2 separate regions of the Homo sapiens genome follow, and region 1 is linked to region 2. The links are chromatin contacts, found by Hi-C or POLR2A ChIA-PET in ENCODE. All regions are on one chromosome and are shown on one strand. Each heading gives the region's core, a stretch centred on a gene start or an enhancer-like site at or near the end of the contact. The rest is flanking DNA. Distances are from core to core; before and after follow the strand shown.

Region 1 (2,700 bases), core at 75-2,574, 41 kb before region 2:
TTGGAGCTTAACTTCTCCTCATACTTATAATCTTGCCTTAAGTATCACAGTATCAGAGAGGACTACGTTCCCCTATTGTACCTCTACAGAGTTCCCTGTCTATCTTCTTCAAGGCACATGTCAAAACTTTAACTCATTAATGACTTGTGCAATTATTTAATGCCTGTCTTTCTTACCAGACTGCAAACTTCTGGGGGATGCAGAGATGGTATGTGTCTTGTTTAATGTTATATTCTCCTGTTCCTGGAACACAGTAGACTCTTAACACAATTTCTTGAATGAAAAGAATAAATGAATAAGCAGGGAAAGGGAGATTTCCTCTTGACACTGAACAAAATAAAGCGAGGACTGGGCACAAATGTAGATAAGCTAAAAAAGTAATTATGGTGGCACTGAGATTAAGGAAGAAATGGGTGGTTTAGGTAATTCATGTCTTGTAGCCCCAATTTTCATGCATTGGCAGAGTGCTGAGAGAGGGGGATAGTGTTTGATTAGATTATGGCTAAGGCTTGAAATAACTGCTGAAGGGAGAAGGAAGAGGAGAAAGAAACTTGATTAAGAGTTGGTAAAAGACTGTTTTTCATAGTTGTGAGGGGACAACTCTACACAAAGGCAGAAACTGCAAGACAAAATCCTACTAAATCAAATGATTCAGAGAATGGAGTTCTCTGTGAAAAGTCTAAATAATACCAACTTTATTCTTTCAAGAACATAAGAGTGTCTGGCTTGACTACTAAAACTTTGCTAGAAGTACTTATTTTATTAAGAATGACTTACAAAGAACATATTTGTAACTGATTTGACTCTTTTAAAATACCTGACATTTCCTTTTGTCAAGTTATTGTAAACAGAATTTTAATTACATAATTTGTTGGGAAAGTTTTTGGTTTTTTTTTTTTTTTTTTTTTTTACAGGCAGCATACAGGTAAAGGTAGATAACCTGTTTTTTAGTAAATTACAACAAATTTCTTACTGGTGGGATCCAAATTAATATTCCATTGGCTTCCCTGGCCAATAAGTAAGGTAAGGTATCAATTTCCACAAAAATCTCATCCAGTGTACAATTATTCTCCACATCCATCAGTATATCAGACTAGAAATAGCTTTTGAATTAAACAGTTTTTGCTGCTTAATGGTAGCTAATAGTGGTTTCTCGGAGAAAATAAAATAATTCAATTCCAGACTCACGTTCCCACTCTCCCTCCAGGTGGTGCTATAGCTACAAGCGGAGAAGAGTTAACAGCTTGAGCAAAGACAGTTGGCCTTATTGTTGTTGTTGCTGTTACTATTAAATAAAATAACTTCATCTGCCTTATTTCTTGGTATTCCCTCTTCCATACAGGCTCACATAATTCTTTGCTTTCTGACTGGCTGAGATTCTAGTATTGTGAGGCAAATACGAAGATTCTCAGTAGAATGACCAGGAATAACTTCAGCAAGATTGTGATAGAAGACAAGTTATCTTATACTCTCCTTCAAGGCAGATGTCTGTCTTTTCTTTCAGGATCCCTACCATCTTCTTATCCCTGCCAAATGGTGCCACCACTCCCGCAGATCCCAAATCAGTGCTGCCCTTCTAGGTCTCCATCATCTGTCAATGCATGCCTACAGAGGCATTAGCCAAAGTGTGCTCCCATTGATTCAGGATTAGCTGCATTTTTAAAGGACCATTTTAATACAGAAAAATTCTTCAATGAACTATTAAGGGTATATTGATATTCAGGGGTAGTGGGATCTTTTACTCTGCCACAGAAATAAGTTACAGAAAGGGGTAATAGCTATGCTACAAAAGGAAAGCTGCTATTATCTTAGTTCTTTCCACCAGAGTGTTCCTAAGTACAAATCTGATAATGGGCTTCATTAATCAGTTCACATCAAAAGTCCTTAAAGGATAGCTATCTAACACCTGCCTATAAAAGTTTTGTTTCTAAGTCCCCAGCCCTCACTCCTAAATCCACGCAGCCCCCGGCTCTCACAAATAAAAGAATAAACGAAGAACTTAGTTCACCTCTTTGGAAAGGCCAAACCCTCTGACCTTAACCCTTAAAAACAGAGGTCAGCACAGCCCCATTTGAAGACCTTGAATCTCAAATTCAACGTATCAAAACAAACCATCCAGTAATTCACACGTATGAACCCAGACTTCGCAGAAGCATTAGAAATCAGACGGCATAAACTTCTTGTTACAGATGAGGAAGATGAAACTCAGGAGCAGCGTTACTTGTCCACAGTCATATAATTGATTAATGGCAGAATTATTATTTCTACCACCCCACTGGCTCTCTTCACTTTGTAAATGCAGGGGGTGAGGCCATGATATAATTCTGTACATTTTTCCTGGATAAACCACCAATCTAAAATAACTTTCTTGAAATTTATGCCAAGATGCCCTTCCCATTTCCCAGAATTCCTTAAACATTGATTTTATGAAGTTGTAGAATAATATTCTTCCATGTTTGTGCACTGACTTCACAAAGTTAATTTTAAGATTAGTAAAATATAGATTATAAAATATAGCTCATGACAAAGATATCAGAACTACTCTAAGAACTACACAACAGGCTCCAGTGAATAAACAAATTCTAAAATTTCTTGAGTTGAGAAAATACTACTCTAACCTTTAACAAAATAGCTGAATAAGTGAAATAAGTTTATCATACGTACTTAAAGCTCTAGAATGATCCGGATTCCTTATTCCCT
Region 2 (2,700 bases), core at 76-2,575:
AAATCAAGTCACCATATTAACGCACTAAAAAAGAAACACCATATTAACAGCTCAATAGATGAGGAAAACGCATTTGACAAAAACCCAACAACCATTCCTAATAAACACTCTCCAGAAACCAGGAATAGAAGTAAACATCTTCAAATCGATAATAGACAGCTATGAAAATTTACAGGAAACACTTTACTGAGACGTGAAAGAATCAATGTTTTCCCTCAAAAATTAGGAATGAGGCAGTGACATCCACTCTTACCATTTCTATTCAACATTATACTGAAGGTTCTTGCCAGCACAATAAAGCAAGAAAAATGCATCAAGACTGGAAAAGAGTAAAACTGTCTATTCATAGAAAATATGACCTATGTAGAAAATTCAATAGAATCTACAAAACGCTTCTAGAACAATCGAATTTAGCAAGGTGAAGATGCTATACAAAAACCAGTCGTATTTCCATATAATAACAGCAAACAATCAGAAACTGAAATAAAAAAAATACCATTTACAGTATAGCACCATGTACTGTGGAAGAGAGTTTGACAGTTTCTTACAAAGCTAAACATACTCTTACCATATAGTCCCACAATCACACTCCTTAGTATTTACCTAAAGGAGCTGAAAACATATGTCCACATAAAGCCCTCCACATGGATGCTTACAGCACCTTTATTTATACTGCCAAAACCTGGAAGCAACCAAGATGTCCTTCATTAAGGGTAAAAACAGAAGTCCCTCAAATTTTCACTTATCCTATGGCATCGTTTTGGGGAAAGATGAAATGTTCTAGTGGTGTTCATAATTAAGGGTACTTACAATGGTCATGGGGGATCTCTCTTGTGAATATTAAGAGCCTATTATGAGAGAAGATTTGTAACACCATCTCCCCGTAAGTATTAATTATCAAAGTTTCATCTCCAAGAAAGAAGAGAACTGCCCACAATAAGCAGAATATAATTACAACTCAAAATACATAAAAAGTGCAGAAAGAAAAGTTAAGGTTTTAGAAATTTCATCTTTTATATTGTTCCACAGAGAAACGAACTAGATCAAAAATAAAAAGACGAATCATGTTGCAATTTACATAAACTCAAAACATTGGAAGTAAAAAAAAAATCTAGATACATAAAATAATTGAGATTCTGATGATAGAAACACTGAGCTAATCTAAGAGGCTGTACTTTCAATTGCTCTAAAAATATTTGCTATTCCACCTCACCAGCAGAAAGAAAAGCTAAAAATAGTCATCTTTCTGTTATAGAATATTTCTTGCTGTCTTAGGGAAAGTGAAACTAAAGTTCCTATCTACGAATGTCAGCCTTACAATCTTTAATGAACCCTCTGACTTAGTCAAACAAAAACTTGACAACTATGTAATTTTTTAAAATATAGCTGGAATGATATAGTTTCATCATTAGGCTGTCAGCTCCCATTAAGAAAGAAGACTGCAGAAAATATGTTTTCTCCAATTCATATACTAAATCATTAACAAATTCATATTGCTTTGACTATCTTTAAATGGGAATTTTTAAAGGAAAGAATACTTAATGATATGAGAATACAGTCATAAAATATTAAGTGAAAAAGACAAGATATAAACATGAAGTATAGAGCATAAATAAGCAAATTTACATATTATGCGTTGAAAGATTGAAAAAGGCAGCAAAAATTGACTCCTTTGTAACTTTTATTTACAAAATTCTTCACATTGAGCATATGTATTGTTTTTATAATAATTTGCTTTTTATACCTTATACAAAACCAATATACTATACATGTATATAAGTGTGTGTGTGTGTGTGTGTGTGTGTGTGTGTATGAAATATATGCAGTCGTTTGCTAGAGCAAGAGAGAGACAGAGAGAGATCCTATTGCTAGATTTCTGAATTTTCAAGGTTGCAAATATTTCACAATAAATTGTGGCTAAAGTTCTTTGGAGTACAACAAAAATTACACATGAATTTTCCATTCATACAGAAATTACCTATACTAAGAAACAGGAAACAATTCCAACATGTAATACTATTAAACTTTAGCACTGTAAAACCCTTTGATTTCATTTTTATCACATCCTTTTATCAGGTTCCTAATAAGCCCATCCTTAATAAGCTTGCCTTATACTTTTCATCACCTTTTTTCTCTGGAGTTTAACTCTACCTATCCTAGTTATTCTAACTTTACATTATTCCTCAGATTAGTTTACTGAGTTAGTAGCTGGTCTCCTGGTAGACTTAATCAAAGGAGTCTATAAAGACTCCCAAGCAGCTCAGGAGTTAAAAGTATGGTAAATACACTTTATCTGGCTCATCTATTCTCTCACAGCTGGCAGACCATTAGGCTGTTTTAAGTCCAGCAGGGTTATGAAACAGGACTGGGTCAGTTCAAGCCAGCCAGCTATGAACCAAGTCTAATGATCAATGTTTGAATGTAAAACCAGAAAAAGTAAGCAGACTATAATTGGGATATTGATTTTCTTTCTTTTGCAAAACTTTCATTTTCTTTTTTTGTTGTTGTTAATGCAAGCATTCCAAGTTTTAAAAGAACATCTAAAATTGTACTACTTGACAGCAGCTGAAAAACATTTTGGTATACAATCTTCTAGGCATTTTCCTATACATACATTGATATGTACCTATGTATGTGCACACATATAACCACATGCATGTAATATACTTTGTTCCCCACAAAATTTGCATTGAATACACT

The links. Hi-C counts contacts between places; a loop is a spot of excess contacts on that map. ChIA-PET counts read pairs that join two places held with the same protein, here RNA polymerase II (POLR2A). Pooled maps may share reads with other maps.
Region 1: a pooled map shows a loop between it and region 2 (1.8-fold over the local background). The contact joins two enhancer-like sites. A Hi-C loop is called at or near these places in 1 of 168 maps with a recorded cell type or tissue (Caco-2) and 1 of 50 pooled maps. POLR2A ChIA-PET finds 5 or more read pairs at or near these places in 7 of 52 experiments (AG04450, BJ, MCF 10A and 4 more).

The regions. Positions count from the first base shown.
Region 1 is chr15:68,153,660-68,156,359 of GRCh38, reverse strand. It overlaps PIAS1 (protein inhibitor of activated STAT 1), which reads right to left. Exons shown (of 14, transcript NM_016166.3): 7 at 2,665-2,700. Among named protein-coding and RNA genes, the nearest start is that of CALML4, 50 kb to the left of the region's middle. Within about 2 kb of position 1,324, at least 2 of the 41 ENCODE cell types and tissues checked have a DNase peak (open chromatin) inside an H3K27ac peak, as active enhancers do; they include Panc1, where a contact is called at or near this core.
Region 2 is chr15:68,113,141-68,115,840 of GRCh38, reverse strand. All of the region lies in intron 2 of PIAS1 (protein inhibitor of activated STAT 1), which reads right to left. Among named protein-coding and RNA genes, the nearest start is that of PIAS1, 60 kb to the right of the region's middle. Within about 2 kb of position 1,325, at least 3 of the 41 ENCODE cell types and tissues checked have a DNase peak (open chromatin) inside an H3K27ac peak, as active enhancers do; they include Panc1, where a contact is called at or near this core.